Linked DNA regions of Homo sapiens: all the other regions are linked to region 1. A link is a loop called in an ENCODE intact Hi-C map of the cell type or tissue named here. Cell type or tissue: mammary epithelial cell. All regions are shown on one strand. Links, peaks and the distances in the headings refer to the core of each region. The heading gives the core; the rest is flanking DNA.

Evidence for each region. Peaks named below come from ENCODE experiments on the same cell type or tissue, not always from the same donor. Only the 100,000 strongest peaks of a DNase experiment are listed, where the experiment ranks them.
Region 2: it touches region 1 in a loop (4-fold over the local background); 2 of 110 quality-filtered maps call a loop at or near these places.
Region 3: it touches region 1 in a loop (5-fold over the local background); 2 of 110 quality-filtered maps call a loop at or near these places.

The regions. Positions count from the first base shown.
Region 1 is chr3:133,816,592-133,820,893 of GRCh38, reverse strand. SRPRB (SRP receptor subunit beta) reads right to left here. Exons shown (of 7, transcript NM_001379313.1): 6 at 3,962-4,016; 7 at 1-1,341. The coding sequence ends at 1,128. Among named protein-coding and RNA genes, the nearest start is that of SRPRB, 13 kb to the right of the region's middle. In mammary epithelial cell, for the core only: a CTCF peak has its summit at 1,876 (motif pointing left); DNase peaks (open chromatin) are centred at 573 and 1,883; H3K27ac peaks cover 1,053 bases.
Region 2 is chr3:133,593,199-133,597,500 of GRCh38, reverse strand. No RefSeq gene overlaps it. Among named protein-coding and RNA genes, the nearest start is that of CDV3, 22 kb to the right of the region's middle. In mammary epithelial cell, for the core only: no CTCF peak of the experiment used is centred there; a DNase peak (open chromatin) is centred at 1,960.
Region 3 is chr3:133,442,366-133,446,667 of GRCh38, reverse strand. All of the region lies in intron 1 of BFSP2 (beaded filament structural protein 2), which reads right to left. All of the region lies in intron 2 of BFSP2-AS1 (BFSP2 antisense RNA 1), which reads left to right. Among named protein-coding and RNA genes, the nearest start is that of BFSP2, 44 kb to the right of the region's middle. In mammary epithelial cell, for the core only: CTCF peaks have their summits at 697 and 2,484 (motif pointing left); a DNase peak (open chromatin) is centred at 2,387; H3K27ac peaks cover 610 bases.

The sequences.
Region 1 (4,302 bases), core at 215-4,214:
GGGGTAGGAATAGGAGTGTGTTCTTGTGTATGTTGCAATCTTTAGGCTCAGGAGACAAGGAGTTAGACCTGAGTCCTGACATGTGCACTCATTTGTACTCACCATTACATTCTATTTAATTGCTTTGAGCCAGACAGGCTGTTTTCTTTACCATGAAATATACTAATCATTCAAAAAAGCCTTGTGTTTAAGAAGACAGCAAAAAACATCACTTCAAAAAGGCAACTTTTTTTTTTTCTTGGCATCAATGAATATGCACTTCAGAAATCTACAGAGAACTTTTTTCACTTTGTATTTGTTCCACAGCATTCTAGCCAGGAGTACAAAATAGGAGCTCTTCAAGCAGCACATGAAGATGGCCCAGGAGCCTTCAGCCATCCAGAGCAGCAGAGCAGCACCTAAATCTCCACACACTTCCCAGTATAACCACTAAGAACACACTAGACCCTTGGCATTAGGGGATTTATCATTTCCAGTTCTATTATCTGGGAATGACTCCAAGGGTTTGTGACAAGCTTTTGAAACGTAAGTGCTAAGACGAGTGTGGACAAGTCACTGAGCTAATGAAGAATAGACCCACTGTCTGCTTGGCTCTGCTATTTTGTACCTGTCTTCACATGTGGGGAAACTTCATAACTGTGCCCACAAATCAGAGAAATTCGCAAAGGACTAGACAATGTATTGCCTGTGAACTTCAGAGGCAACTGGAAATAGTGCAACTGGAAATCAACTAGCTTCATACATAGGCGGATTTGTTTCCAGGGACCAAAAGCACAGAAGATAAGAAAACTTTTCAGGTGATGGCCATATTCTCATCATATCCTCTCTGTGTGGAGTCTGCCTGTTGTCACAAAAACCTTGACCCTACATCAAGTTACACCTTAACAAAGGGAAGATACAGGCATCAGATAAAAGGTACTTGTTTGAAAGGCAGCCATAAGGGAGAACTGAACTTAAAAAAAAAAAAAAAAAAAATTCCAAGCTGGTTTCAACAGTACTTTGTTTCCAGAACAAAGAAATGTTTCTAACCACATCTTGTACCCCTTCCTCATCAACTCCAGACTACCACAGACCTTTTTCCAAAACTGTGTGTCACACATCCAGGTCTTGTGCTTTAGAGCTGCCTCTCAGGCAATTTTAGCCAGCCATTTCTCCAAGTCCTGGATGTCAGCAGAGCCCACGTCCCCTCTTCCACCCTTGGCACTGCACTCCAGGAACTCCACTTTGAGGGGCAACTGTGAGAATTCAAACTCTTTGCCTTTCTTCCCCAGCTGAGCAGGGGCAGTGCTGGAACTGTCCAGTGTGCTGGGGGCAGCAGAACGGGTAACTCGTAAGGTGTTGCTGTGGGGCAAAAGGAAAGAAGTCAGGAGGCAAAATTTTTATACAGCAATTAAATCATATTAGTTTCTAAACATTTCAGCACTCATTTAAAACTTAACTATAGAATTGCCAATTATGCTATTAAGATTGTTGAATAATCCTTTGCATTTATAAGTCCCTCTCTTGGACAGAGAGGTGAGGTAGGTGGGGCGGGCTGGGGGGGTCAGACCTCACAGGGCTAGAAGGCAGGTCAGCAGTAGACCAGGTCACACCAACTTTCTTTCAGCCCAAGGCCCCCTTCTAAGAGGATCTACTGAATGAAGCCGTCTAAAAATATATTTTTAAAATACATGCTTTAAGTGTTATAAAAACATAAGTTTCTGAAAGTTAAGTGTGGGTAGATAGGGTATGTATTTTTATCTTGAGTCTATTTGGATATGGAGTTTAGAAATCCACCAACTCCAGATTCTCATATCTAACTAGGGCAGAATTACTATTATCCAACCTCTTTAACCACCAAAACCTTCCCAATGTAAGTCCCCTTACTGCCACCTGCTGGCCCTAATAAAGGGTGCATAAGCAACACTCATTTGTCGGCCTCCCCTTCCCCTTTCTGCTATCCAGAAGCAGAGGAATACATGCTGCCAATCTTCTTTCTTACAAAATAAAGCATTTCTTGTTCTGTAAAGTTGCTTCAAAATTAGTGAAGAATCCACAGGCAAAACTAAGCAATACCTTGTTTAGGAAGGAACACACACACACACACACACACACACACACACACACACTGTAAAAGTATTTTTAAAAAACAATACAAAACTGGATATTGCTGACCTCTTGAGGGAAAAGCTTTTGGGGAGAAACAGGGGCCTTCTAGGCATGGTGGTGAGTACATAGGTATTCATTTTAATATTTTTTAAGCTTAATGCATGTGACATATATACTATTATAAGTAAGATATTTTACAATAAAAATTTTTTAAGGAAAAAAGTAAAACATGTATTCAGCTTTTGCCACAAGGCCATGTAAATATAATATACCGTGTTATTGAGAGACTATGAAATGCCTCTAAGCTAACAGGGCCTAATTCTCATAAATCTGAGATTAAAATTAGTCAGATTCCGAATTTTAACTGATGTTAACCTTTACAATTTGTCAACATTTTGTTTCACTGCCTTTTAAGAAAGCATTGCCTTTCAATGCTTTTAAAAAAGGATTGGCTTCTGTATTGTTTTTCTCTAAGTCTATAGAGTGAAAAGCAAACAGCCTATGGAAAACATGTGTTTTAACCACGGGAGACTTGGACTGTACTGTTAAAAATAACCCAAGACTGATTCACAAATAACATTATGACAGTTTTGGCTTCCCCAAAACAATTCCCAACAATTTCAAGAGAATTTTTAGAAAAACCCAACCATCCAATTGTTCCAATGTCCTTATTAACCTAATGGCAGCAACAGATACAATCCAAGAGAGTGAGCATCAAGAGCACAGGAGGACAGGGTGATAAACTCGCAGCTCCAGACGGGAAAGGAACCACTGAAAATGGCATAGGCAGGGCTGGCAAAATTGTTCTGCAAAGAGCCAGAAATTAAATATTTTGTCGCATATTTTTCTTCTGTTTTTTACCTGCCCTTTAAAAATGTCGATTTACTCTTGGCTTGCAGGCCCAGGCAGGAGTTTGCCAATGCCCGAAGCTGACTAGATTCTACCAGACTCTAAGCTCCTGAGTACAGGAACACATTTCCTCCTACAGCTGCTCCCAACTGCAGTCTTGGCATCCACTAGATGCACTACAGGTGCTTCTTAAATGAATAAGGGAGTCAGTAAGTCATAGTGGGGAGAAAAGTTTCTAAAAGTTGAATTTATACAGTTTTTCCTCATCAGATCCTTTTCAAGGCCTTACACAAAAGCAATAAGAAAACATAACTTGCTTTACTATAAATGTTGATCATTTCTTCTACACCAGCTTTTGGCTAGCTCTTACAAATTGGCATAACGCAGAAGACATGCTAGATGCCTTAAAATTCAAAAGCTTATAGCTCAATTTACAAACCTTGAAACACTCAAAGCAGGATATATAATATTGCCAAGTATTTTAACAATCTAAGAAGCTATAATGTAGTATCAAAGACTTGTAGTCTTCCTCAGTGTTCTGTTCTTATTCTGTCAACAATAATTTCCAAAGTGGCTTTTAAATGTTTTAATTTCTTTTTTCCTGATTCTCAGTTTTTATTTTTTATTATTTACATGCATCCTTAAATACCACTTCACAGGCATTATTGAGTGGTGAACAAACACTTCCACTCACTGAAATAACACCGTTCTCAAGTTGGCATGTAAACTTTTTTAGCTTCTAAAACCTTTCAACTATAAATGATTTAGTAACAATGGTAAAATAAATTAAGTTTATGGTTTCAAAAAAATCTTCTTTCCATGAAATTTTAAAATATCTATAAGCACCCTAGTAAGTTTTTGTGATTCCATTATTTTGTAAATTATTTAACAAATATTTATCACACTAATCTTCAGTCTATAATTGTGATAATCACATAAAACCAAACAAAAGAAACATGAATATGCTGCTTACAGTCTAAGTGTTAAGATATATAATTAACCAACAGGCCTCTTTCACACTTACAGTTCTTTCTCCAGCTGCTGTTGAATTAACTTTGCTGATTTTGCCATTGCAATATCTGTAAAGAAATAAAGACACTGTTGTAGTTTAAACGAGAATGAGTTTTTTCCCCAAGACTTCTTACACAGAAGGAAAATTCCTATTTAAACCAGTAAGTTTTTCTCTTTTTTTAAAAAAAGACCTTTTATCACTAGTTCCTTCTCTATCAAAGTAAGCTTTATACTTGCACTAGGGGCTTTCCCAAGATAATGCTTATAAACATATTATGCTGGTGACCCTAAAACTGACTTTAGCTTTCCCTAAAGTTCTCCACACCTTATAGACCTTTCAATTCAAAACATATA
Region 2 (4,302 bases), core at 260-4,259, 220 kb after region 1:
AGCCTCTCAAAGTGCTGGGATTACAGGTGTGAGCCACCGCGCCCTGCCACTCAGCTCCTTTTCTACCATCCTGAGTAGCAGTCTATGGCAGACATACTTGACAACAACTCAGGCATACCCTGGGAAGTGACCCTGTGGTCTAAGAAGAATGTATGTTTGGAGTTCCAAGTTAAGGAATCCAGGAGTGGCCAGTCCAGAGACTGACTCCTTATCATCAATGACGGATGTCCATACCCCTGCCCCATTCCTTGGAATGCAGGCTGTATAGGGGATGGTGGCCCTTTGTATTGGGTTAAGTGGAAGTTGTTAGGTAGAGGTTGCTATGTGAAAATGACATGTTAGACTGCATGCTTTTAAAAAACAGTAGCAATTTTTGGCCGGGTGCGGTGGCTCATGCCTGTAGTCCCAGCACTTTGGGAGGCCGAGGCGGGCGGATCACGAGGTCAGGAGATCGAGACCATCCTGGCTAACACGGTGAAACCCCGTCTCTACTAAGAATACACACACCCAAAAATTAGCTGGGTGTGGCGGCGTGCACCTGTAGTCCCAGCTGCTGGGGAGGCTGAGGCAGGAGAATGGTGTGAACCTGGGAGGCAGAGCTTGCACTGAGCCGAGATCGCGCCACTGCACTCCCGCCTGGGCGACAGAGCGAGACTCCGTCTCAAAAAAAAAAAAAAAAAAAAAAAAAAAAAAAAAAAAGGAGCAATTTTCCTGTCCAGCCCACTGCTCCTGGACTGTTGTGTAATGTAAGTCCACAATAAACCCTATGTCTCATTCACTGGCTCCACATCTCTTCTTCAGCCTCCCTCACGTGGTACCATCCCCACTAGAGTCAATAGCAGTCTGGCATGACAAGTAGTAGCATTAAGCAGAGCCATCTCATGCTTGTTTAACATTTGGAAATCTGCAATGAAAATTATCAAGTTTTGGCTGGGCGTGGTGGCTCACACCTGTAATCCTAGCACTTTGGGAGGCCGAGGCCGAGGTCAGGAGTTCGAGACCAGCCTGGCCAACGTGGTGAACTCTCATCTCTGGGAGAAAAATACAAAAATTAGCTGGGAGTGGTGGTGGGCGTCTGTAGTCCCAGCTACTCAGGAGGCTGAGACAGGAGAATCGCTTGAACCCGGGAGGTGGCGGTTGCAGTGAGCCGAGATTGTGCCACTGCACTCCAGCCTGGGCGACAGAGGGAGACTCCGTCTCAGAAAAAAAAAAAAAAGAACTTTCTGCTGCTTTGAGGGGAGACTGAAGAAGTCAGGCTCTAATGCATCCCTGCTGACCTTGGGATGGGAACAGGGCAAACAGCATTTTCAAGTCATTTCGAAGGAGCATTTGGTTATCATGTTCCTTCTCTACCCTTACTTAAATCTAAGGTGAAGAGTGGAAGCAAAGCCTCATGGTTAAAAACATGCTGGAGCCAAAACACCTGGGTTGGAGTCCTGGCTCTTTCATTACTAGCTATGACTCCAGCAAGCTATTTAACCTTTCAGAACCTATTTTCCCCTCTTTAAGGGGCTTTCAGGGTTAAACGAGTCAACATTTGTTACCTGTTGCCTGGCTCAAGGTTAAAAACTATACAATTTTTTAAAATTCCAGTAAGTGATTTAACACTTTTGCCAGCTGGAGCTAAGGTTTTAAAAAAAGAAGAGGATGTCAGGACAGAACAAAAGAATATAATGGGAGCTTGCAACCTCCTCTTCACTCCCATTACCATGGTGCCACTGAGGTTGGGAGTCCCTGACTTCCCTGTTTAATTCAGGTTCTAATTAAAGACATACATTTGAACTGTAAAATCAGAGAAATCCAATAAGGAAGCCATAGTAGTCCCAGCAATTTATAATAAAACCAAAGACAAACCTAAGAGATTCCAGTCTGTGCCCACACCTCATTATGAAAAGATGCTTAAGTATAACCCACATGATCTTTAAAAGGCAGGAACTGGTGAGTAAGGTGAGTCACAGACCCAGAGTGTGTAGGTGGTACAAGCTACACTTGGCCTGAGGTTCTGATTCTTAAATAGATGAGCTATATGATTCTGCGGCTGCCAAAGCTTATCTCTGGTAAGGTTAATTATGGTTGAATTCATAGTCACCAGGAAGAATAGCAGAATTCTAAAGAAACTCTTAAAACCCAGAGGTGCTATAACTGAGCAACATAATGAAAGGGCAAATTTAAAGTGGCCAGGGGTAGTGTAAGGCAGATTAACATTTACAGTGAGTAAACTCAGGAATGGTCAGATCTGCTGTCAAAAGACAAGTCAAACATCATGGAAGTATTGTTGGAGAAGGATAACGAGTAGCTACAGAAGTTACATTGATGATGAGGCAGTTATCTAAGAAATGACAGATAAGATATTAAAAATGGTCTTTATATACTGATAACTACTGAACTACAAAAATGTGTAGTTTTGTAAAAAATCAAAGAAATTTACTATTTCAGTTGACAAGTCTTTCCCTCCAACTTCAGTATCCACTTTCCCTCATTTAACAGTATCCAAAAATGCATTTAGGAATATGATAATCATTTCTGGTCTAAGCATGCAATTTAAGGGATTTCCTGCTTGAGCTAGCCCTATGGTTGTCTTCCAACTGCCTACTAGGGAAATAATTTATCATTTTTTGACATAACCCAGTGGTTCCCAGATTTTGCTGCACATTAGAACTATGGGACTTGAAAAAACATTCCTCTGCTCGGGTCACACTCCATACTAATTAATTCAGAATGTCTGGATGTGGGAGTCGGGCATCACTTTTTTTTTTTTTGAGACGGAGTCTTGATCTGTAGCCCAGGCTGGAGTGCAATGGTACCATCTCGGCTCACTGCAAGCTCCGCCTCCCGGGTTCGAGTGATTCTCCTGCCTCAGCCTCCTGAGTAGCTGGGACTACAGGCGTCCACCACCGTGCCCGGCTAATTTTTGTATTTTTAGTAGAGATGGGGTTTCACTGTGTTGGCCAGGCTGGTCTTGAACTCCTGACCTCAGGTGATCCGCCCACCTCGGCCTCCTAAAGTGCAGGGATTACAGGCGTGAGCCACCGCACCCAGCGAGTTTTTTTTTTTTTTTTTTTTTTTTAATGATTCCCAGGTTATTCCAAAATGCAGCAGTTTGAGAACCATGGACATAATCTTACAGAGTTGCTCCACTTCTTATGATTAAAATTGCGAAGGCTGGGTGCTACTCTCCATCATATTTGGAGATGAACCATTTTACAGAGGTTTCTTGGGGCATGCTTTGACTGGATCCCTGAACAGTTAGGTTGAGGGATTAAAAAGACTTTTAAAGTGGATGACTTAAATCCTACCCATCGTCTGTATTACTATATCCAATTATTTAGAATTCTAGTTCCCACTTGGGCTGCAAATTCAAAAGAATTGAACTGCCTTAATGATTACTTTTATGTATATCCTAAATTCCTGATGTGAACATAATTCCTATTTTAGATAATACAAATAAGATTATTTAAAGCAATTATTTCTAAGGCCAGGTGTGATGGCTCACACCTGTAATCCCAGCAATTTGGGAGGCCGAGGTGGGCAGATTACTTGAGGTCAGAAGTTCAAGACCAGCCTGGACAACATGGGGAAACCCTGTCTCCACTAATACAAAAAAAAAAAAAAAAAATTAGCCGGGCGTGGTGGCATGCGCCTGTAATCCCAGCTACTGGGGAGCCTGAGGCATAAGAATTGTTTGAACCTGGGAGGCAGAGGTTGTGGTGAGCTGGGATCGTGTCACTGCACTCCAGCCTGGGTGACAGAGTGAAACTGTGTCAAAAAGATAAAATAAGCAATTATTTCTTACTCAATATATCACTCATAATATTCATTATCTTTATTTCAAGCCCAGGAGAAGCAATTCATAACTTGCCTGCATTCTGCAGGCCCCATTAGTACCTAGTTGTAGTAACTGGTGAATTAAAACCATTACAAACCTGCAGTTTCAGGATGCTAGTTATTAGAACACCTGTCCATATGACTTTCTAACTTCTTGGCTCTCCTTCTGATCTGACTACCTCCATTAATTTGTTTGCACTCCCTAACTTGAAATCGTGACCTCATTTGTTCCTTTGTCAGTCTAGACACCCATAGCATGACCTGTCCTAAATTCCTACCCCACACTCTTAACCTCCTGACATCTCCACCTACGTGTACCTACCCCAGACCAATTTCACATTCTAACAGAGGGAGATAAACAACCAAAATGTTTAGTGTGCTAAATAAAGAGTAAGAACTACAAGCCAGGCATGGTGGTTCACACCTGTAATCCCAGCACTTCGCGAGGCTGAGGTAGGAGGATAACCTGAGCTCAGG
Region 3 (4,302 bases), core at 77-4,076, 370 kb after region 1:
TCCTCCCTTCAACCCAAGAAACTCCTTTATATATATATATATATATATATATATATATATATATATATATATATATATATATATATATATATATATAAATGGTGAGCTGAAGGCTCTGATAGGGGGAGCCTGCAGGGTGGAGCCAAATCCCAGCTATGGGAGAAGAAAATAACTGCTTTCCCCTTGCTCCAGTGTGGCTGTCTTATTTTGTTTCATTTCATTGAATTACTTTTTTTGTTTTTTCTTTGAGACAGAGTCTTGCTTTGTTGCCCAGGCTGGAGTGCAGTGGCACAATATCTGCTCACTGCAACCTCTGCCTCCCAGATTCAAGATATTCTCGTGCCTCAGCCTCCTGAGTAGCTGGGATTACAGGCATGTGCCACTGCGCCCAGCTAATTTTTGTATTTTTAATAGAGATGGGGTTTCACCATGTTGGCCAGGCTGGTCTCGAACTCCTGACCTCAAATTATCCACCCATCTTGGCCTCCCAGAGTCCTGGGGTTACAGGTGTAAGCCACCAAACCCTGCCATTTTCATTGAATTCCCCACTAGCAAAGCTAATCATTTCTGTTCCAGCTTGGCCTGGGGCACACTGGGGAGCAGGCAGACTAGGGTGTCTCCCTTTCCCAGTTCTTAATCACTCCTGTCTCTCACCTCTGGTGCCTGGAGTTCTCCTTCTGGTTGATAAAGAACTTGCAACTCATTCACATTTAAGTATCAAAGGACTAATATTGGCTTAAAATAGTGATTTATATCCTTCTTTTAAGGTAACAATTCCTACCCTCCAAAATTAAAGCTTATAGAAAACCTATGTACAGTTGTCCTTTGGTATCTATGGGGTCTTGGTTCCAGTCCCCCACGGATGCTCAAGTCTCTTATATAAAATGATGTAGTATTTGCATATAACCTACACACACATCCTTCCATATACTTTAAATCATCTCAAGATTACTTATGATACCCAATACAATGGAAATGCTATGTACATAGTTGTTATTTATTGTGTTATTTAGAAAATAATGACAAGAAAAAAGCCCACATGTTCAGTATAAACGCAATCATCTATTTTTTAAAAAATATTTTGATCTACAGTTGGTTGAATCCATGGATGTGGAACCCATGGATGTGAAGGACTGACTGTACTTTGCACTAGTGGTTCTCAAAGTGTGGGCCCTGGACCAGTGGCAGCAGCATCACCTGGGAACTTGTGAGAAATGCACTTTTCAGCTCCTGTTTCAGATGGACCTATCAGAATCTCTGCAGGTGGGTCCCAACAATTTGTGTCTCAGCAAGCTTTCCAGGGGCTTATGATGCATACTCAACCTTGAGAACCCCGGTTTCACATGGCCCTGCCCCCAGGCCTGCTCTAGCTGCCTCCCTGCTGCACCTGGAATCCCTCTGTGCCTTTGCACCTGCTGCCTCCATTGAGAGCAACTTGTTTCACTACCTCCCCACTCCCAGCCCTCAGTCTGAGAAAGCCTGCTCCAGTATAATGCTCATTTCAAACACGGCTTCCCCATGAAACTTTTCTATTTATTCACTCATTCATTCTTGCCTTAATTTCTTCAGCACATAATTACTGTTTATGCCAGGCTCTGTCCTGTTTGTTGAGAAACCAGCCGCTACTGTAGGAGATGAGGTTAAAAAGGTAGACAAGACCAGACCATAGAGGGAAGGCCTTGGGCACAATGGAAAGGAGTTGAGATTTACTGGGAAGCCTTTGAAAGGGCTTGAGCAGGTTACAGAGGTGATCTGTGCACTAAGTGGACCCTCTGACTACTGTGGGAAGAGAGGATTGGAGGAGGCAGGAGAAGATGCCAAAGAACCAGTCGGGAGGCTCTTGCGGTGGTCCAGGGAGCCCATTTTATTAATGATGGTGGCCTGGACGAACGATGTGATCATAGGGTAGGTGGAAAAATGTGGACTAGTTTAAGATGCATTTGGGGGATAGAACAGTCGGTTCTTTGTGGTGCAGTAGTTATGGGGAGAGTGAGGGAAAACAATTAGGGGTGACCGCTCCGTTTCATCCTGAGCTGTAGAGAGCATGGTGGGGCCTTTGCTGATTCTCTTCCTCCCTCATTGGCTGGTTCCTGCATCTGAGTCACAGCCCACCCCTGTGGCACATTATCCCTCTCTTACCACATTTAGTATAAATACTTTGTAGACAACGACAGTGTTTTCTTATTCTGGAAACTGGCTCCTCCATTCACAAGCATGGGTCAGTTGCTTAGAGTAAGTAATTCTAAGATTTGGTTTCCTCCCCCATAAAATGAAGATAATAATACTCCCTTCCTCCTGGGAGAATTAAATGAGCCAAGGTGTGTGAGACTCAGCGTATGTGTGACTCAGCAGATTGCCTGGCACAGAGTAAATATTGCATGAACGGTAGCCATTATCATCATTGTTATTTGTCTTTGTACAAAGCAGTTGTTCAATGAATGTCGAATGAATTTGATGGGTTTGTGCAGTCTGGCACTGATCCTGCTTTACTTTTCTGAAGTGCACAGGCAGTTGAATGAAGACTTCCATCTAGTGGCTTGATATATATATATGTATATATATACATATATATTTTTTTCCTTTGTTTTTCCTGTCCATAGTCATCTGAAAAGTCCTAGTCATTTGTACCATGATGGTGAGGACTTTATCTCTTTCTATAATACTACTCCTGTTTTCACTGCGGATGTAGTTATTAAAATAAATGAGCTGGTGGTGGTGGATGAGAGATTTGACCATCATTGTGTTAAAGGAAAGGCAAATACAAGCAGCGTTTTAAAAAAGGTTATCATTTGGGCCCAAGGGTACAATGAATGGTTTGTTTGGAGTAAAGATATTGGCATTCTGGCAGCTAGAGCTGCAGGTGTGGGGAGGAGGTGGGTAAGACTGAGCTCCTGGGAAATTAAACTCAGCTGGTGCAGTGGCAAGATGCAAGATTCCCTTGGAAACCCTTCCCACATTTATTTGACTTTCAAGTTTAGGATGGATGTTCAGCATAACTTGCTTCTAGCAATAAAGGAATGAGAAATAATTCTCAGTCCCTAGCACCCCAGTGATACTGCTCTTAATAACAAGGCCACCGTATTACCAAGCCCGGCAGATGCTTCTCTGTGCTCATATTGACCTGCTGGTTGCATTTGTCACAGATGTACTTTTCTGTCTCGGCTTCCATGACACCACTCTCTCTGGACTTCCTCCTACTTCATTGACCATTCTTTCTTATTATTCTCTGCTTCACCAGGTTTTTCTTCCTTATCTGACCTCTAAATGTTAAAGTTTTTCAAGATTGGGTCTTGGTGCTTCTTTTTTTTAATCACTAAATGGTCTGATCTATCCACACAGATTTAAATGGCATTGTATGTGCTAATGACTTTCACATTTAAATGTCTATCTCAGAACTTTCTGCTCAGCTCCACACTTGCATACTCACCCTCTCTTTGAGGTCTTCACTTGGCTATTTCTCAGACATCTCAAACTTAACATGTCCCCGAATGAAAATCTAGATAATTTTGGCCGGGTGCGGTGGCTCACGCCTGGAATCCCAGCACTTTGGGAGGCTGAGGTGGGTGGATTACCTGAGGTCAGTTGTTCCAGACCAGCCTGGCCAACATAGTGAAACCCCTGCCTCTACTAAAAATACAAAAAATTAGCTGGGCGTGGTTGCACGCACCTGTAATTCCAGCTATTTAGGAGGCTGAGGCAGGATCATGGCTTGAACCCAGGAGGCAGAGGTAGCAGTGAGCTGAGATCGCACCACTGCACTCCAGCCTGGGCAACAAGAGTGAAAATCCATTAAAAAAAAAAAAAAGAAAATCTAGATAATTTCCCCACAAATCTTCCCTTTCCCCACCACCCCTTGATCCTCTTCATCTCAGTAAACAACCCCAATGTCTACCCGGAAACCAAGGGATCATCTTGATCTCTCACTTTCTGTCATCTCCCACATCTCATTTATCACTGAGTCTAGTCAATTCTACCCCCACAATGTATCTCAAATCCATTTATTTCTCTCTACCTCTCTTGACATCACCCTAGTGCAAGTCCCCATCATGCTCTCCTATCCCATTATAATATCCCATTGTAATATCCTTCCAACTCCCTGATCTGTACCTCCCTCCTCCAATGCATTCTGCATCCTGCTTCCAGAGTGGGCTTTTTAAACTCTTAAAATCATATCATGTCACTCTGATTAAACTAAATTAAAACTCTTCAGAGGGGCTAGGTGTGGTGGTTCACGCCTATAAGCCCAGCACTTTGGGAGGACAGGGTGGGTGGATTGCTTGAGCCTAGAAGTTTGAGACCAGC